Regions from separate parts of the Mus musculus genome. Here region 1 is linked to region 2. Evidence: chromatin loops called from intact Hi-C (ENCODE). Cell type or tissue: left cerebral cortex. All regions are shown on one strand. Each heading gives the region's core, and the rest is flanking DNA. Links, peaks and the distances in the headings are about the cores only.

What was found. Hi-C counts contacts between places; a loop is a spot of excess contacts. Peaks named below come from ENCODE experiments on the same cell type or tissue, not always from the same donor. Only the 100,000 strongest peaks of a DNase experiment are listed, where the experiment ranks them.
Region 1: it touches region 2 in a loop (5-fold over the local background); 11 of 42 quality-filtered maps call a loop at or near these places.

What each region holds. Positions count from the first base shown.
Region 1 is chr12:111,500,157-111,510,632 of GRCm38, reverse strand. It overlaps Gm40578 (a long non-coding RNA gene), which reads left to right and starts at 7,924. Exons shown (of 3, transcript XR_003950153.1): 1 at 7,924-10,476. In left cerebral cortex, for the core only: CTCF peaks have their summits at 3,429 (motif pointing right) and 5,526; DNase peaks (open chromatin) are centred at 5,545 and 9,653; H3K4me3 peaks cover 904 bases; H3K27ac peaks cover 837 bases.
Region 2 is chr12:111,419,628-111,429,821 of GRCm38, reverse strand. It overlaps Exoc3l4 (exocyst complex component 3-like 4), which reads right to left. Exons shown (of 14, transcript NM_001289487.1): 3 at 8,239-8,323; 4 at 7,344-7,759; 5 at 5,775-6,429; 6 at 4,548-4,659; 7 at 4,206-4,328; 8 at 3,823-3,923; 9 at 3,610-3,690; 10 at 1,788-1,902; 11 at 1,245-1,364; 12 at 1,013-1,165; 13 at 286-407. The coding sequence starts at 7,743. Among named protein-coding and RNA genes, the nearest start is that of Exoc3l4, 7.3 kb to the right of the region's middle. In left cerebral cortex, for the core only: CTCF peaks have their summits at 714, 3,572 (motif pointing left) and 4,394; DNase peaks (open chromatin) are centred at 206, 3,566 and 4,376; H3K4me3 peaks cover 792 bases; H3K27ac peaks cover 72 bases.

The DNA of each region.
Region 1 (10,476 bases), core at 1,723-9,722, 79 kb before region 2:
GATCCTTCATGTTTTTCATGGTCTAGCCATTTTAGAAACAATGTACATGGGCTATGGAGACAGCGTAGCAGTTAAGAACACTCACTGCGGCTGGGCGTAGTGGCGCATGCCTTTAATCCCAGCATTTGGGAGGCAGAGGCAGGCGGATTTCTGAGTTCGAGGCCAGCCTGGTCTACAGAGTGAGTTCCAGGACAGCCAGGGCTACACAGAGAAACCCTGTCTTGAAAAACCAAAAAAAAAGAGGAACACTCACTGCTCTCACAGACAACTTGGCTTGGGTTCTCATCACCTACAGGGGAGCTAACACCCCCTTGAACTTCTGTTTGAGGTATTCTTCTGTCCTACTGGCCTCCATGAGCATTGTACATATGTGGTACACCTACAGATATGCAGGTGACACATTCATACATGTGTGTACACACACACATATACACACACACATATATACACACATACATATATACACACATACACACATATACACACATATATACACATACACACATATATACACACATATATACACATACACACACATATATACACACATACACACACATATATACACATACATATATATATACACACACACATACATATATATATATACAAATATGTATACACACACATACATTATGTATATATTTTTCAAGACAAGGGGTTTTGTGTGTTTTGTGTGTGTGTGTGTGTGAGTGTGTATGTGTAGCTCTAGCTGTCCTGGAACTCACTTTGTTGACCAGGCTGGCATCAAACTCCCAGGGATCTGTAAGCTTCTGCCTCCTGAGTGCTTGGGATTAAAGGAATGTACTACGTGCCACCACCACCTGGAGATACACACACACACACACACACACACACACACACATATGTGTATATATATATTTCAATTTTTTAAACAAAGAAAACACAGAAGTAAAATGAAGGGAAGTGACCAGGGTCACTGATGTCTTACTAAGGATGTGAACATTTCAGGGGCTGGAGAGCTGGCTCAGAAGTTAAAAAGTCCTGGCTGTTCCTCCAGAGGCTCTGGGTCCAATTCCCAGTACCCACATCAGGCAGATCACGAGAAATCTGATATTTTCTTCTTCCTTCACTGACATGCACATATCCACACACATCTGCATGTAATTAAAATAAAGTCTTTTTAAAAATTACATTAAAATTAACGGTAAAAGAACCTCTCAAGCCTAGCGTCGTGATTCGCGTCTGTGGAGTCGACAGCAGGGACCTTTGGGCGACACCGTCTGCTCATCACTTGTCTTGTGTGAACCTGTGGTGCTCCATCCTCTGAGTGCTGATCCCAGGCCTCAACACACTTCTCTCTAGCTCCAGCCTTGTATTAGCACTGCCAAGATGGGACATCTGGGAGAAGCCTTTGGAGTCCTTGGGCTGTACTTCTGTTGGAGGCACTATTTTTCCTGCTTCATTTAATCAAAACATTTTTTTTTCCTTTTGAGGTTGTTTGTGCTATGATGTATTAATGATCACATATTAATTATTCTTAATCATGGGTTTACTATGAGATGTTAGCAGACATAGGTGATGCTTGTAATCACATTCACACACTGCATTACCCTTTATTATCCTTGCTCACTCCCACCAAGCCCCTGCTTGACACAAGCCAAGTCATCTGGGAAGAGAGAGCTTCACCTGAGCATGCCGCCATCAGATTGACTGTAGAGCCAAGTCTACAGGGCATCCTCTTGGTTAGTGGTGCGTGGGAGGGTCCCGTCCATTGTGAGCAGTGCCGCCCTGGGCAGGTGGTCCTGGGCTGTATAAAAAGCAAGCTGAGCGAGCTGAAAGAAGCAAGCAGTGAGCAGTATTTCTCCATGGCTCTGCTTTGGTTCCCGTCTCCGGGTTCCTGCCTCAGATTCCTGCTCTGACTCCCCTGTGATGAACAGTAAGATGTCAGGTGGGACAAACCCTTCCCCTCAAGTTGCTTTTGGTCGATGATATGGTATGTATATGCTTGGCCCAGGGAGTGGCACTATTAGGAGGTGTGGCCTTGTTAGAGTAGGTGTGTCACTGTGGGTGTGGGCTTTAAGACTCACTTTAGCTGCCTGGAAGTCAGTATTGTGCTAGCAGCTTTCAGATGAAGATGTAGAACTCTCAGCTCCTCCTGCACCATGCCTGCCTGGATGTTGCCATGTTCCCACCTTGATGATAATGGACTGAACCTCTGAACCTGTAAGCCAGCCCCAATTAAATGTTGTCCTTATGAGACTTGCCTTGGTCACAGTGTCTGTTCACAGCAGCAAAACCCTAACTAAGGCAAACGCTTATCCCAGAAGGCAAACTAGAACAGAACTGGTACAAACCTGACACAAACTCACACACACATATTAATTGGGATATTGCTGTGTTGTTCTGGGAGAGGCTTGTGGAAGGATTTCAGAGCTTAGGGCTGGAAAAGCCCTTGAGCACCCGAGCTCAGATGACAGCTCTGTGGAAGCCTGGAGATGATCTGTGGAGATCAGCACAGATGGAGGCCGGGCTTGTGGCGCTTCAGAGGGAAGCCTGAGCGTCCCGTAATGACTTTTATCAAGGTCGCTCCTATGATACTTTTGATTTAAGGATCTGTGGTTTCTAAGTCAGCTTGGGCAGAGCAATCGGCTGTGATTAACCTGAGACCAGCAGCACCGAAATGAAACCTTCGCCTCTTGTAGACCTGAAGCCCCATCCCTGGAACAGGGAGGTAAATGATCACGTTAGTTGGGTCTCATGTTTTTGTGACTTGAGGGATAGGAGAGAATTTGGACGTACGATCTATCCCGGCATCTCGAGAGATGGCTCAGAAGCTAAGAGTATGACCAAGCCAGCCCAGTCAGTCAACCGGGTCTCAAGCAAGGGAGTGAGGATTGAAAAAGAAAGACAGACAAAACTATAACCTGACTCCAGCCCGTGCTGACGATGAAGCAGCTTTAATCCTCTCCAGCCTGCTTCTATATCATTCTAGGTGCACCCAAAACTCATGGTCGGTTCTTAGATCACAGACAAAGTAATCAAGCGAAGTAGTGAACAAGGAGGTCACACAAGATGGTAACAAAGCACCACCGTAAACAAAGCCCGTGGACGCCATTTCTAATATTCTTGCCATAGCCTACTTCCTTGTCCGGCTCAGTGCCAAATTCCTAGAAGAGGCACCAAAAGCTCTCAACAGAGTGTCTACCGTTCTTGCCGAGGATCTGAGTTGGTCCTCACCACTCACCCATCTGGTACCCCACCATCCCACCACTGCATCTCCACCTCTAGGGAGAGCTGATACATCCGGCCTGTATGGACATTTACACTCAGGTGTACATATTCCACCCCAACACACACGTGAAATCATATAAATAAACATTTAAAATGGATTCTTCTGTAACTTTTATATGTGTGTGTTTTTCCTGTATGTGTGTTTGTCTACCATATGCTCGCAGTGGCCACAGAGGCCAGAAGAGGGCGTCAGATCCCCTAGGACTGGAGCTATAAGAGGTTGCGAGCTACTATGTAGATGCTGGGTATTAAACCTATAGAAGAGAATCCAGTGCTCTTAATCATCAAGCCAACTCCCCAGCCACAACAATAGATATTTTTGTTTGCTTTTTCAAGATAGTTTCTCTTTGTAGCCCTGGTTGTCCTGGAACTTGATCTGTAGACTGGCTGGCCTCAAACTCAATGATCTGCCTACCTCCACCTCCCACCTGGCTAAAATAAAATAAAAAAAAAAAAGACCTGTCTTACACACTAGAGAGTATTTTGTCAGCTGTTCAATTGTATTTAAAGTAATTACATATACAAAAAGATTTAAGGGTTTTTATTTAGAACAGCTGGCAAATGAGACTGAACTTATAAAATCAACTGAACTTGTTTTTAAAATTTATTTATTTTACATATATGAGTGCCCTGTCTGAATGTACATCTGTATACCAGAAATGGGCATCAGATCATATTACAGATGGTTGTGAGCCACCATGTGGTTGCTGGGAATTGAACTCAGGACCTCTGGAAGAACACACAGTGCTCTTAACCTCTAAGCCATCTCTCCAGCCCCTCAACTGAACTTATAAACAGAATAACAAATGTATTTTTTGAGACAGGGGCTTAAGACATGAAATCCTCCTGCCTCAGCTTCTAAGAGCTTGTGCTACAGGTTTGTATTACCTCATCAGCATAAATTATTTGTTTGTATGTGTGTGGCAGAGTTATATATATGTATATCAATGTTTCTCAACCTGTGGGTCAACACCCCCCTTGGGATCACATATCAGATATTTGTATAACAGTAATCACATCGAATTCATAACAGTAGCAAAATTAGTTATGAAGTAGCAATAAACTAATTTATGGTTGGGGTCACCACAACTCATGTGGTAACTGTATTAAAGGGTCACAGCTCAGGAAGGTTGAGAACCCACACTCTCATGGAGTCCCGAAGAGAGATGGTGTCCTCCAGCCCCCAAGAGAGATGGTGTCCTCCAGCCCCCATCACTTACCCTTTGTGGCAGAGTCTCTTTCTGAACGTGGGGTTTGAGTTTTCTTGGGTAGGCTGGAAGTCGGTAAACCCCACCAATCCTCCTCCCTTCTTCCATCTCGCAGACAGGGTTGCTGGCATGCATGGGACACCTAGCTTATCATATGGGTGCTGGAGTATGAACTCTGGTCTTCACGATCGCTCAGCAAGAGCTCTCAAACACTGACCTACCTCTCTGGGACCCTTCATAATTTGTATTTTTGAGACAGGGTCTCCACACATATCCCTGGCTGTCCTGGAACTCACTATGTAGACTAGGGTGGCCTCAAGCTCAGAGATTCCACCTGCCTCTGCCTCCTGAGTGCTGGGATTAAAGATGTGAGCAACCCCCATCACCCCCTACCACCTAGCAGTTATTTTAAAATGAGTACCATTATAGTTGTTGGATGGAACACACACTTAAAAACCTTCAGAAGAGGGCTAGAGAGATGGCTCAGTGGTTAAGAGCGCCGACTGCTCTTCCGAAGGTCCAGAGTTCAAATCTCAGCTACCACATGGTGGCTCACAACCATCTATAATGAAATCTGATGCCCTCTTCTGGAGTGTTTGAAGACAGCTACAGTGTACTTACATATAATAAAACAAAACAAAACAATCCTTCAGAAGGTCCATAAGGGTGGAGGTCTCATTCAAACTTGTGGGTGTGTATTGAATCGCAGTTGATAAATGTGTGCCTTGCTAAAGGTTAGAGTGAATGGTGAGAAGCCAACACACTAGTTGTCTGTGTGGGTTCTTGTGAGACTATGATGGCATCATTTTCTGAACCTTCACAGTGCCAGAAAGTGCTAAGAACTGTCATTTCTGTCTTTGTTCTTCCCCAGAGGGTTCTTCTGGAAAGAATTCCGAGTCTTTTGATGTCCACTGTCCTGTTTCCTTAAAAATGTTCCCTGCGGCTGTCCCTTCCCTCCAAGCCTAAGACACAGCCCAGCTTTCTGAGTTTCCCTGGACCAAGTCCCGGCCAGGTTGACAGTGAGCCAAACCCCACAGATGCTTCAACCCATCACCGCTAGGTGGCGAACCTGGCTGTGATCTCTGAGTGCTGGTGGTTTCTAGCTATTGCCAGCTGTTGGCTGCTCTGCTGGGAGATGGCGCTTCCCTGGGATTATCTTCCAGGAGTCGAGATCCAATTCTGTGGGTAGGTGTAAGAAGTCGTTCTGGGCTGGAGTGTGGGACCAGGGAACGAATTCCACGACAGTCGTCCTTCTGGCGAAATTGTTGCTGCATTCCGGAGACTTGCTTACCGCTAACTGGGGGGTTTCGTCATCCGGCTTGACTCCAGGACCCACATGCTTTGGTTTATGTATTTGCTTGACAGAATGGGCTTCAGGAGCTTTGGTTGATCGTGACTCCCCGCAGTGACTGTGGGAGGCTTAGGTATCCTTTGAGGAAGGAGCTGAACATCGCTCCCCTCCCTACCCCCACCACAACTAGAGCGTGCGCTTGTGAACCGATTTGTGATGATCTGTGAACAGTGGCCCAAACAAAGAGCGACTACAGGGAGAGCACCGCTGTACTTTCCTTTTTTAGATATTTAAATTTCATTTTATGTGAGTGTTTGCATGAGTGTCTGTGTACTACGTCCATGCTTGGTGCCACAGAGTTCAGAAGAAGGTATCTGATTCCCTCTGGATGCCAAGAACCAAAACCTGGGTCCTCCGCAGGAGCAACACGTGCTCTTAACCATTGAGTCATCTCTCCAGCTCCCAATGCCGTTATTGCTAAGTACACCAGAGTATTAGACCTTGCTATGACCGTCCCAGGTGATCAGGTTGGGAGTCTCAGATCTGCCTCATCTCTAGCACAGAGATGTCTGCACTGAACCTTGTTGGGACGCGCGTGGTCATAGCAGTTGTCATGTGAGTTCTGGGTGGTTGTGGGGAGACAGGGAAGGAGTAACCCCAGCAAAGCTGAAGTCCGGGCAGCTCTTTTCTCCCCATCAGGTAGTTTCTGGATAAGCCATCTTCTGCAGGGCTGCTTCTGTTGCCTGCTTCTGAGAGCGCTGACAGGTCTGCGCACATACCCCCTTCACTGTCTCAGTGGTGTGTATGTGTGTGTGTGTGTGTGTGTGTGTGTGTGTGTGTGTGTGTGTGATGACAGCGGAGGCTTCCCTTCAGTCCACACATGGGGAAGCAGGGATGCCCTGTAGACAAAGGATGGTTAGCAGGACTTGACAAAGCAGCTGACTTTGTGGAAGTCAGGCAAAGCTCTGGATGGTCCCCGGGGAGAGTGGACCCTGTGGGAGGGACCCTGAGTGTGGAGGACCTTAAGGCCAAGCCGACCTCAATGTGCTTCAGCTTGCTGTATAGCTGAGAACGACCTTGAACTCCTGACCTTCCTGCCTCTACCTCCTTAGTACTGGGATTGTGATGTGCCACCACCACACCTGGCTTTGTTTCCCCTTTCATTTCGTTTCCTTCCCTTCCCTTCCCTTTTTAGAAAGTGAACTCAGGAAGTACAAAGAAATCGAAATGACTTAGTCTTTCCCTGTCAGCAGCATATTGGCACCTAAGGGAAATCAATTCAATAGGGCAGAAAAGTCTAGAACAAAAAGTTCAGCCTTCCTTCTTGTCTTTACCCCAGAGCTAAGTTCTGTTCACGTACGAGTCTTTCCAGAAGGGTTCGTTGAAGACCACAGTGTGCACAAAGCTCATGGCTGTAACTTGCTTAGGGATTGGTCCGCCCACAGCCATCGGCAGTTCGGACTCAGCTCTCAGTGGCTGTTTCATCTGTGCTGGGGACACACTCCGTTGTGTGCAGAGGCCGTGTGTGAGCTGCCTTGAAGGCTGTAAACAATTCACTAGAGTCATTTCCTCCTGAAGTATTTTGGGCTTTGCCTTGCGTGAGCCTGGCTGGCAGAACTGGATCACTGGGCTTTGAAGCTTCAGGCCCCATGCTTCCTGCTTCCTGTTCTGTTGTGCTGTACAGAGCATCCTCCAAGCGTCAAGTGTCCTCCATGGGTCTTGCCTCAGCACGTGCGTTTGTCTCAGCTGACATCACTCTGCCAATCAGCCCAAGTCTGAGGAAGGGACAAGAAACTGCAGTACACCACCAGAAGTTTTTTTGGTGCATTCTCTCTATGGAGTCCTAACAAATGCAGCTCAACTATGCAATGTAAGGCAGACCAATACATGTGTGTTGTTAGCAAAGAATCCTTCATCGCGTGTCCTTTCATGTGCTTGCTTTAGCAGAACATCCTTTCTCCTGTGTCTGCTTCAGCTAAATGCTCCCTCATGAGTCTGTCTTAGCCTTTCACCTGTGTCCACTTCAGGAAAACACTCCTTCACGTGTTTGCCCCAGCAAAACACCATCTGACACAACTGACTTTCCAAAGAACCCTTAAGTTTCCACTTGTGTGTGTGTGTGTACCATATGCATGCCTGATGATTCCTAAGGAACTCAGAAGAGGGCATCAAATCCCTTGGAACTGCAGTTATTGATGGTTGTGAGCCACCATGTGGGTGCTGGGAACAGAACCAGGTTCTCTGAAACAGTAACAAATGCTTTTATCCCCGGAATTGCTTTTCAGCCCCACTGATCCACTGCTCAGAACATCGACTTGGAAGTTGAAAAATCTGTAGAGCCCCTGTCAGTCTCTACCTCCCGCTGCTGCTCTTCCCGTGTTCATGTGTGTGTTCACAGAGACAGAAGTCATTACACAATGTACACAGTTCCCGGGGCTTGAGCACAGCGTCAAAGTTGGCTATTGTTTGTCAGTAGAGTTAAGATAGAAAGGGGGCTGGGTGGTGGTGGTGCATACCTTTAATCTCAGCCCTGAGTTCTAGGCCAGCCTGGTCTTCAGAGCAAGTTCCAGGATAGGCAAGGCTGTACAGAGAAACCCTGTCTTGGGGGTCGGGGAGCAGAATAAAAGAAAGGGAGCCAGTGCCTAAACTTGTGGGGGGGTCAGTCTGGCATGCCAGGTTCTACTCCCTTTGCAGTCTGTGGCTTTATGGGGTCTCTAGGGTCCCCTTGGTGGCTCATGGTAGGGATGTTTGAATACCATAGTCACATGGGCATGAGGAGAGAAGGGCCTACCTGCAGGAGCATTGTGAGGCATGTACTCTGCACCGAGACTTACCTGGGACTTTTTTAAAGGCAGGTTCCTACTTTGTAGCCCTGGGTAGCCTAGAACTCACTATGTAGACCAGGGTGGCCTCACAGAGCTTTGTCTGCCTCTGACTCCTGAGTGCTAGGATTAGAGACATGGGCTATCATACCTGGTTACCTGTGCCTTTTTTTTTTTTTTTAATACCTGGGGCAGGAGAGACGACTTAGAGGTTAAGTGGGAGATACTGGTCTTCCAGAGGACCTGAGTTTAGTTCTCTGCACATACTTCTGTGCCACCCTGCATCTGCTTTCCCCTCAGGGTAGCTAGGCTCGTTCTGGAACCAGCTGGACTAGAGGGAGGGACGCTTAGCTGGGTGCAGGTGAGTGCAGTGCAGGATCTAGCTTGGGTAATGAACAGCTGGGAACAGCTTCAGAGAAATGGTTCCATTTACTGAGGGGTACTTATGCCCCTGGAGAGGTGGCCAGAGTCTCTGGGGCAAGGTTTATATGGCTGTGTGTGTACCAGGGCAGGGGTCAGGGCTGTTGGAAGATGCTTTATCTACATACTCAGGGGCTTTTAATGTGTGTGTGTGTGTGTGTGTGTGTGTGTGTGTGTGTGTGTGTGTGTGTGTGTGTGTGTGTGTAGGGACCCTATAAGGTCAAACAAGGAGTGAAGCTTGGTTACTGTCAGGGTAATAAATTCTTACTAGGGTTAGCGGGGCTGGTTTTATGGAACAGATTGGGAAGCAGGAGGGAGCCAACTCCTTCTGTCCTCAAGTTTGAGGTGTCTGGGTTTGAAGCTCCTCTGTAACCCTGGGCCATGAAGGTCCCACAGCTCCTCTCTCTTGCTTTATAAGAGGGCAGTATCATCAAAGTCAGCATCCATGTGGGGGATGGTTTGATACTGGACCAGAACCTGATTGGCAGTGGTTCGTGCACTGCTACTTATCTGTTGTTTTGGAAACTGGATGGGGCAAAGTACCAGGAGGAGAAGGGGAGGAGCCAAGCCATCAGGGTGGGTACCATGGGGTAGGGTGCTGGGTGCATAGCATGTCCTGAGGTCTCCCTGGAGATCTTTGAGCCTTTGTCAGTTTTGTTCCACCAGCCCCATTCATTGACAAAGGAGCCACATTCTTCCCCCAACACAATGCAAGCCACGCCCCTCCCTGCTCAGCAGCCAATAAGTCTAGAGTTCTGTAGAACAACCCTTGCTGGGGGGGGGAGGGGGGAGATCTGTCGATGGAGGGACTAGAGACTGTCCAAGGAGGAAGGTACAGCTGGGTAAAACTTATCCTGGAAATCGCCAGCCAGATGGTGTGTCTGGACGAGGGCTGCTCCAGCGGGGCTCATGACGCCCAGTTGAGATGGTGGACAGAGGGATGAAGACGTCCCTGGTCCCCTCCCAGCTGTAAAGTGCGTTCTTTGGGCTCATAGAGATAAACCTGGGGAACAATCGTTGCAGGGGTGCAGAAACTTTGAAAAGCGGGGTTTAATGCAGGAACTGGTTATGTTATTGCACCGGAGAAGAGCAAGGGGGAAGGGTAACACATACTGGCTTGGTGACCGTGATGTTACTGCAGTGTGTAGGATGGGACCTTGAAGAGGGCCTATGAGGCAAAGGGGGAGGATAGATTAAAAGAAGGAATGTTTTGTAAGTTTTGTGTGGGTAAGGCCCACAGGGTTCATGAATCGAGTCGTTAATGGGATCAGCTGCCAACAGTGGATGGGAGGGGGAAGTGCAAAAGAAAAGGCGTAGAGAGATGACCAAGCCAGCTCAGTCAGTCAACAGGTTCTCCAGCGCAGGAGCAAGGATCAAAAAGAAAAAAGACAACTAGACAACTTTCTAGCATGACCCCAGCTGGTTCTGAGGCTGAGTCAGGTTAATTTTTTTTTTCCAGTCTGCTTTTATACCACTTTAA
Region 2 (10,194 bases), core at 1-8,000:
AGAGCTTCCAGAGAGGGTTTGAGCCCGAGAGTGGAGCCACGCCGTCCACAGATGGTGGAGAACACGAGGGAGGGGATGGTCCTCTTGCCTGCGGTCCCTGTGCGCCTTCCTCGCGGGCATGCGCACACGGGTCCGTCGCGGTTCGCTTCCCGACTAAGCCACAGTTCTCTCGGCCCTGACAAGCTCGCTCTTCCCTCCGTTCCACGCCTGCACTCACTTTGCTAAAGGCGCGAGTGCCAGGTTCCAGTGACCCCTGACTCTAGGAGGGAAGGAGGATCTGCTAACCTGATGTCCGGGTAGCTCCGTATAAGTGTTTCCAGGTGCCGCCGGATGTCGTCTTTGTATGTCTCGCCCAGGATCTCAGCCACAGACAGGATGGCTTGGTCCAGCCACTTGGCTTCAGAGCCCTAAGGAAACAGGGAGATATGTGCGTGGTTCATCTCCCCCAAGGAGTCTCTGCCTACAAACCTCTCCTGTAGTGCCCAGAAACACCCTTCCCGTGTGTCTGCCGCGGGTGGCTTGCCCATAAGAAGATTCCACGGAGTCAGGGAATAAGATTCCACAGACCACATCTGCGGTGACTCTGGAGAGTTTTCTTCCTGTCTGCACAGACGGGAAATCCGAGCCCTGACCAGGAAAGTGCTGATTGGAACCTGTCACCAGTAGGAGGCCAGCAGCCCAGATAAGGGGTTTGGGCTCAAAGTGCTCCCGAGAGGGGAAAGATCTCCCACAGACCTTGCCCATCATAACCTTCATTCCTTCTTTGCCTTCACCCACAAATGTATGCAAATACAATGTAAAGTGAAACCCCCTCCTGTGCCCGCCCCTTTAGAGTCTAGCCCCACTGCCATTTTCCCTGTGGAGTCTGAAGAACCGCCTAGTGGAAGCTCTTTTCTCCTGCTTCACCCGCCGTGAGGGCTCTTTACAGGATGAAAACAACAGAATAGGGGGTTCCTGGCTGGGTTTGCTGGCCAGAGACTGAGCCCGATTGACAGTCAGACGCTGCTCCTACCAAGCCCTGGAAGGTGTTGCTAATGGCCTGGGCATCCAGGTTCATCTTATTAGAGCCCTTCAGTCGATCCTGGCCACTGAACCTCTCGTGGGGCCTCAGCACCTGCCCCAGGTATTCGCGGACCACAAAACGGTGCACCTCCTGCAGTGTCTCCTGGGAGAGGGAGATGGTAGTGGTCAGGATCAAAGCCATGGGCTCTGCACACCCATGCCAGCCACCCACTTCCTGGTACCTGTGCCAGTGGTGGGGTCACATGCTCAAGATGATGTGCAAAGTCCACCACTTTGTCCATGAGGGGACGAAGTGTGTCCTGTGTGAGCCAGCTCTTGGTATATAGCACCTTAAATAGAGGCTGGGGACAGAAGGGCATGGGAAGTGAGCTCTGTTCACCGTTTCTAACCCCCTTCCGTGCTGGGCTCCCTGGTGCAGCCCTCTTTTCTAGGCACAGGTTTTATCACTAGGTCCTTCCCATAATGCTTCCTCCAATGGGTATGGAAAAGTCTAAGAGTCTTGTCAGGCCCTGCTTAGGGTGTGTGCTGGGTGCACCTTGAGTGTCTGTCTGGTCAAGGAGCTTTAAGGCCTTATTTCTTGGCCCACCACCCCACTGAACAGAAGGAGCAGCAGTGGGTTGGTGAGTGCTTCCCACCCACCCTTGCTCTGGGAGAACTCACAGAGGGCAAAAGAATGGTGTGACCTAGGCCTGGACTTTAGAGCACAGATGGGTACCGGGGTTGCGGGGGGCAGGGAGGGGGGCGCACAGAAGTGTCCAGTTCACCTGCATGTCTTGCTGTACAATCTGGAGCAAATGTTTCTGGAAGCTATTGGTGGCAGCCACTAGGGGTTTCTCCAGTTCCTTTATGGTTCCTGGGAACCTGGCCAGAAGACTGGTTCTGGGGAGGAGCCAAGACACGGAGTGAGCTGGAAACAGAAAAACAGGCAGAGGAGCAAGACCCCTCCCCCGGGGCACACCCCTGCAGGCTGGGCAAGGCACTGGTCTGCCTCCCGTTCGTTCATTTTTCAGCGGTTCTTATTCTTCCCAACGCAGTTCCTTGTGTTGTGGTGACCCCCCCAACCATAACATCATTTTAGTTGCTTCTTCATAATTGTAATGAAGCACGATGCAAATACCTGATACGCAGGATATCTGATACCTTTGTGGAAGGGGTCGGGACCCACAGGTTGAGAATCCCTGAGTTAGCTTGTAATGTCCCTGGAGTTGTGCAAAGTAACACCCAGGGGCAGAACTGAATAAAAGGACAACATCAAAGCCCTGAGAACCAATCATTAACTCTGGCAGCAGGGTGACAGGGTGGCTGCTTTGGTCCTGTCTGGCAGCTTTGAGTCAGACCTCCATGCCTCTTGGTGATGGGACATGGTAGCACAGCCAGGCCCGGCAGAAACTTTCCAATGAGCTTCATCCCTGCCTCTGAGAATGATACTGTCCCACTGGGCAGGTACCCAGCTGCATGGGTTACTGGTTGCACCAGCATCCACCTGCCCACCTGTCCCAGGCTACCCTAGGCTTGGGAAGTCACACTGGGTGGATTAAGCAGGCACATAGTGTATCACAGTGCTCATAAAGAGTGCTCATATGAGGGGGCAGGTGAGATGGCTCAGTGGGTAAGAGCACTGACTGCTCTTCTAAAGGTCCTGAGTTCAATTCCCAGCAACCACATGGTGGCTCACAACCATCTGCAATGAGATCTGACACCCTCTTCTGGTGCATCTGAAGACAGCTACGGTGTACTTATTTTAATAATAAATAAATCTTTGGGTCGGAGGGAGCAGGGTTGACTGGAGCGAGTGGGGCAGACCGGAGCAAGCGGGGTTGGCCTGAGCAAACAGAGGTCCTAAATTCAATTCCCAACAACCAGATGAAGGCTCACAACCATCCGTGCAGCTACAGTGTGTACTTATATGCATTAAATAAATAAATAAATAAATAAATCTTTTTTTTTTTTTAAGAGTCCATATGAACTCAGTCCCCATGGCCTGTGGAAGCAGGCTCTGGCTTTGTTAGAAGAGTTAAGAGGCACCGAGATGAAGTGACTTGCCCCAGCGCACACAGCTAACAATGGGCAATGCTGGGTCCAACCCCACAAGGTGGCCTAGATGGCTGTATTCCCCAGACTAGCATATCTGTGGGGAAGTGTGCATGTGGTATGGTCTGGAGTACCCGTAGCAGTCTCTGCCAAATAGAGAAGACCTTGTTTTCTGAGGGAAGAGGCGCCCAGGATGGTCCAGGGTGAGACGCGGGGAGGTAGAGGGGTTGGGAGGAGAAGGTAACTCAGGAAAAAGAACAGAATGGGATGGAGGGAATAAACAGAGAACTCAGGGACCAGGACAGCCCCATCTCCTCAGTCTCTGATCAGCCTTGAAGCCCCTCATTTGTTCCAGGGCCCTAGCCCTGCTGAGTACTTTAAGGCCAAGGTGAAGAGGGGACAATCCCAGAAGGCCTTGGGGAACCCACAGGAATTCACACTAAGCCGCTTCCCCAACTCCTGCCCTTAGCCGCCACTGCTTCTGATCTCTTTTCCTGAGCTCGCGCGCCTCCTGCTGGCAGTGTTCGGCAACGTCCTGGAGCTGGGGCGACCTACCTCAGCTCCACGCAGGCGTTAATGTAAGCACCCAGGTACCATTCGCTCACTGCCTTCGACGCCAGAAAAGCCTTTTCAAACCTGGGGGTCAGAAAAAAATCATTTCTCTGACTTCAGGTCTGCGCCCCCGTTAGGTCGTCACCGTGATGAGGGCCTCACACTCAGTCCACCCATTCTCGGGTATCCGTCCTGGACAGAGAATGCCACCCGTACCTGGGCACAAAGAGACAGAGCGCACGCGCGCAGATCTGCAGGGTAGTGGCCTCCAGCTCCGCGGAGATAGCGCCAGCTGCCTTCACATGCTCAGCTACCAGCTGCCAGGGATGCCACATGTTGAGAGCAGTTGAGTCCCGAACCCAGCCCACCCCATCGCTGCAGGTTTTCAGTGGCCCCAATGTGAGAGTCACCTCCCCCCCTTCCACACAGCTACTAGAATTCACCGGCAGACCCGAGAGCTGTGATTTAACCTGGCCATGTGCCCCAAGAGTCTAGATCACTCCACAGGTTCCTCTCTCAGTAAAACTTAGCTCTGAGGGATCTCCGACATGAGCCTGAGTCCTGAACATAGCCCTTCCTTCACCCCCTCCCGGGCGCACCATGTGCACATCGATGGACAGGGGCGCGTGGTAGAGGCCCTGCAGTACTTCCCGGTCCTCGTCGGCTTCCCAGCGATTCTGTTCCAGCTGCAAGATGCTGTCAAAACAGCTTGTGATCTTGGTCTGTAGGGTTAGGAGTGGCCTGTGGTGAGAAGCTTTCCAGGAGGAAGGTAAGGGCGCCCCCTGCCTACCAAACTCCATTTTGCGCCTTCAAGGACTAGCGTCACCGGACTCCAGTCATGGTCCATCGCTTACAGGACCACTGCCAGCACAACCCCTATCCTCCACATCAAACCTCCTGTAGGACCCAACCTCTGGAGCCCGGGGCCTCCCCAGCCTCACCTCTAGGAAGCTAGTGTAGTCACTTTCCAGTCGAGCCCACAGAGCAGGCTCTAGAAGTGGGGGCAGCGGCTCGGTGGGCAGCGCCAAGTCTGGGGCGCCCAGGAAGTCAGGACTGAAAAAGCAAGATTCCGGGATGAGGGAGTTGTTAGGACCCAGGCGGACCTCTGATGCTCCACCAGCTACCTCCTCTCTCTAACCTGGCTTAAAGTCTAAAGTCATGGGGCTGGAGAGATGGCTCAGCAGTTAAGAGCACTGGCTGGTCTTCCAGAGGTCCTGAGTTCAAATCCCAGCAACCACATGGTGGCTCACAACCGCCCGTAATGAAATCTGAGGCCCTCTTCTGGTGTGTCTGAAGTCAGCTACAGTGTACTTAAGATATAATAAATAAATACATTTTTAAAAAAGTCTAAAGTCATTATTAGAGTTCTGAACTTCTTCTGTTGACACATTCCACTCCCCTGCCCTCCAGAGTTCTATGCCATCACTTCCCTTCCCATGAAACCTCCGGAAGGGGCAGACTTCGTGACCCTCAAGCGAACAGCTGGTCCTGCTCAGAAAGCTTAAGGAGCCGTTCAGATGGGCCTCAATGTGACCTCTGCCCTCGTGGACAGCCTACATTCGAAGACTGAGCTGTAAACGACATCCCCCGGCCCCATCACCATCTAACCCAAATCAGGGTGTCCCGGACAGGGGCTGATAGTGGCTTGAGATCACTTGGCAATTTAAAGAGGCCAGGACTCCGGCAGCCTTCTCCCTTACCTATTCCTGCCTGAGGCAAAGCTGGGGCCCATTCATCTGGGGACCTAAAACACCCTAGTTAGTTACACAGCAGGTTGGAAGCCCCCTGCAGGCTGCACTCTGCATGTGAATGCCCACCCAGAGGGGCAGCAAGCTGGGTGGTGGTGTGCCTGGAAAGCCACCTTTTCCCACTTGCAGCCATCTTATGGACTAGCTTTGCTTTATGGGGCTCCTGGCACTGGTGAGAAGTACACAAGAGAGACTTTCTAGCTTTGGGAATCTGCGCATGGGTAGTCCCTTAGGAAAACCTGGGATGGGAGCACACAGCCTAGCACAAAGGATGACCAAGTCCCCAGTCTTCCTCGTGTCCCATCGCCTTTGCCAGTGATGGGGAAGGAAGGTGTCCTATGCTCTTGTACCCGTTTTCCGTGATCTCCTGCTGGTTAATGGTACCCGCTCCTGCCTAAAATACCCTAGCTCAGGCCTCACCTGCCATAGACATTAGCGGCCCAGTCTAACAGCACATAGAGCTGCTCACAGCCGCGGGCGTCTCGCGCCAGCTCCTGTAGACGCTGGGCCACAGCGCTGTGGAAGGCACGCAAGTAGGTCTCCCACACTGGGAAGTCGGTGGCTTCGTAAGCGGGCTGCATCTCTAAGCGCACCTTCTGCAGGTCGTGGCGAACCACACCGCCGAGCTCAGCCAGAAGCTGGGCTAGGTCGGATGAGCCCTCCGCAGCCCCGGGGATGACTTTTGCGCCTGCCTGCTGTACGCGCTCCTGAGCGCTGAGACGCACCGCGTCCTCCCAATGCATACGCCAGTGGCGGGGTGTACTCAAGAAATCACCCTCGGCCTGGGAGGTCTGATGGGCCTCCTCTTCCAAGTGTACCACTTGGGCCAGTTCCGCTAGAGCGTCTCGATCCACGCCTTCGGAACTCAGCGCCTCGCGCACAATGGCTCCGATCTCCGCAGCCATTCCGTCGTAATGTAGACAAAGGTCCATAGCGCGCCGAGCATAGGCGGTGGGGTCCTGTGTAAAGGTGCGGGAAGTTTTGTCGGCTACCAGCTGCGTCTCCAGGTACCGCAATTGTTCAAAGGCCTTCACTAGCTGCCGCTCAGTGATGAGGTCTGCCACGGATTTACTTTCTGCAACCGCAAGTGAGAAAGGGCGTAATGAGAGGAACCCATCTATGGTCCTGGTACTAATCCAGATATTTAGGTTGCTCTGCGAGCTTTGGGCTGAGCCACCTGGCCACTGCCCAGCTGTCCTGTGCACAACTGAATTGCTCTACCTGCCAGAAGTCCCTGCTAATAGTCACATTAGAAGGAACAGTGACAGGGCCCCAAACAAATGGCTGAAAACAGCAATTTGGGTTAGTTCCTGACTGCACAGCTGGCTATATTGTAACCAGTACCTTCTACCTTGCACCCCCGACCCCTAATCCTCTCTTCCATCTCTGCTGAGCTGGTCCTGGTGACATCATACGTGGCTGTAATTACAGGTCTAATAGGGTCAGAGCTCGGGCAGGGTGTGTCCTGCCCTTAAGTCCAGAGCTAGTCTCTCTGCCGTGCCTTTCTCTTCCCACCCTGTGTTCAAGGAGTTCTCTACTTTGCCTGGATCCCTTCTTCAGAGTCCAAGTTCCATTTGTCCTCCCCCGAACTGACCCTTAGCTGCTGCTCCAAGTAACCATGGCTTCCATGAACCTCTGTGACCCTGTGGTCAGAGCCCAATGCCTAGGATGGGTTTGTTCAAGGGGCCAGGCTGTGAAAGTCCCATGCATGGCCTATAGCTCTACAGTCATGCAGATCTGGGTTCAAATCCCACCTCTTACTGGTTGCTGTTAAACACTAAGCAAGTCACTTAGCTGAGCCCGATGTTTCTCATTTGCCCAAAGGCTGTGTTGAGAGGAAAGGGCTTCCCTTGCTAGATACTAAAAGAATGTGTGCAGAAGGCAGAGTTTGGGTGAATTAGGCCTCGAGGAGAGTCTGCTGGGATACCCAGCTCAGCTCCTGCCCCCTCTACCCTCTGTTTTCTCTCATGGTGTTGTGTGAGACCTTACCTGCCTGGGGTTCCAGATCCTCAGCCTCTGTCCCAGTGGCTGCCTGCCTGCTGACGCCATCTGTGACTTTGGAGGGCTTCTCTGGTACCGCAGGGCCTTGGGGATGCCCAGCAGTTAAGCCTTCATCTATGGCCCGTCTCAAGGACCTGAACAGGAAACGGGAGCTGCGCCTGAACAGGCCTGGGTCCTCCTTGGGCTTGTGGGTTGAAGTTCTCAGGCTGGTCCGGAAGAGGGTCTGCTTCAGCATGCCCAGGCTGGGTCTCAAGCTGCCCCCGTGGTGCACGCTCTGCTCTTTCATACTGTTGGACTTCCAGGTGGTCACAGGGAGGGTCTGTGACTTCCTAGGCTCCCTGGGGCTTTTTACCTCTGGCCCAGGGGCCCCTGTCTGAGGCAAAGGCATCTTGGCAGCAGGAGAGCTGAGGGTGAGAAAGTGGCTCAAGGGGCCTGGAGGGCACCAAGCCCAGCCCAGGAAGCAGATACCCAACCCTGGCTAAACTCCAGGACTCAGGGGACCCTGGAACATGCTGCAGGGAGGCTTGGTCACTTCTAGGGGGAAAGAAATGTCTGCTAGTGCTGGGTTGGCCAGAGCCTTTTGCATGCCCAGTGCAATGGGTGTGAGGGTGCAGACAACGTTTGCCAGCAGAATGCCTTCCTGGTGCCATTCCCAGAGGCTCTCTCCCAGGTGTCCACCTTCACAGAGCCTGAGGAATTCCCAGTTGGACTCAAAGGAGTATTGAGCTTGCTTATTCTGGGAACCAGCCCAACCCACAACCCACAAGGGCAGAGCCCAGGACCCACATCCCAAATTTCTAGGATTTTAGATTCTAAGGCCTAAACCTTTCCCCATCCCTCCTTCCCACAGCCCCCCTTCACCCCTCCAGAGACGTGGACTCACCCCTTCAGCTCGAAAGGCAGGATCTTGGCTGCTCAAACCGGAAGCTTCTTAAGAGGCTTTCCCTTCTGGGGCCGGAGCCTGGGATCTGGAGGAGGGTACAGTGGTGCCCTAGAGCCCTAGCCTCAGGCACCCAGCCACTTATCTTCACCACACAGCCTGAAGGGAAGGTGGTGGGAGGGGCTTCAGGTCTATATTTAACCTGGAGCTGAGGAATCCCAATGTATTTCCTACCTACTGCATTCCCCCCTCTTGCCAAACCCCAACCTTCACCACACGGGGTGTGTGGTGGTGGGGGTCTCATGGGTCACACCCCCTGCTCAGGCCCCTGCCAGGCACCACCACCACATTCCCTTTCGCTAGCAAAGCCTGGTTGTTTGCTTTTCTGACTGTATATTTAGCTAGGGGTGAAAGAGAAGAGACAGCCTTCCCGGCCACTGGAACCTCCTGCCCACCACATTGTGCAAGCCAGACAAAAGTGGGGGATGGTGATTGGGCCAGCAAGCTCTCCCTATGCTCTTTGAGAAACTGAGCTAAAAGAAGGGTTGGATGGAGCTGAAAAGATGGTTCAGTGGTTAGGAGCACTACTTGCTCTTGCAGAGGACCCATGTTCAATTTCCAGCACCCACACAGTGGCTCACAGCCATTTGTAACTCCAGTTCCAGGGCAACCAATAGGCTCTTCCTACCTTCGAGGGCACTGGGCACACACATGGTACACAGACATACATCCAAGCAACACACACACACACACACACACACACACACACACGCACGCACATGCACACGTACACGCACACCATAAAGAAGCAAATAAATAAATCTTTTTAAAAAAGAAAGAAGAGGAGGGGGAGGAAGAGGAGGAAGAGGAGGAGGAAGAAAGGCTTGACCCAATAGAGGCATAGCTCCCAGCCTTCTTTAGGGCTTCTTACCATACCAGGACAAATCTAAGTCGGCCAGACCCCTGGGTGAGTCAGAAAGCAACTGCCCTTCCCTGGACTTAAGGCATGCTGGACAGAGGCTGCCCCCTAGGGTTTCGCCCTCCAGCAAGGAATCTGCTAGAGTCAGCTGAGACCTGGATTTCTGGAGCTCCAGAGGCCACCAGCAGCTTCACGGAAGCCCAGTAGAGGGAGGGAAGCTCAGATGATTGGTTGGGGCCTTATCAGCCCCACCCTGACCACAGGTCATCATCTGGCCTGCCACCCAGGTTCAGGGACCCTGCCCCACACAGAGCTGACATTAAATGGCAGTCTCTGGCCAGCTCCTTCATCTAAGGTGACCTTCCGTGCCTAGTGTGAGAGATGGCACCTGCCCCTGCTGCATTCTCTGGACTCCCTGACCACAGGGGTGTTGGGAAAGGATAAGACGGGTCCCTGCCTTGGTTGGTAAGAGTTCATCTTGATTTACAAAGCACTGACTATGTGTCCCTCCCAGTGCTGATGCAGATGTGGTCCCCACAATTCCCCCTGAGGCGTGTTATCTGTTCCATTTGAGGAACCCACTGCTCAGAAAGGGGAAGGATCCAGCCTCCAGCCACTCAGCCTGGCCCACCATGTCTCTTCAGAAGCTATGAACAACGGGTGGCCGGTGTGTGCTCCTGACTAGAGGATCAGATGTCACCCCCAAAAAAGTTCTTTCTCTGTGAGGACCACAAGAGAGTCAGACTTGGCAGTCCTTGCAGGGGAGCCTGGGGGCAGATTCTGGATAGGGAGGGACACCTGGACACGTGAAATCTCAAGGCTACACAGGAGTCTCTGGGCTCATGGTACTCACCCACCTTCATATCAAGCCAGGCCTGTCCTAAAGAGCCATCGCGGCCACCAAACAGCCCCTCTGGCTGCAGCCACATCTCTTTTGGCTCTGCAGCTCTCAGCAGCTACCCAAACCATTCTTGACCCCCCCTTATGTGACTCCCCCAGTACCCTCAAGCCACCCCAAGCCCTATAGCTTGGCATTCAAA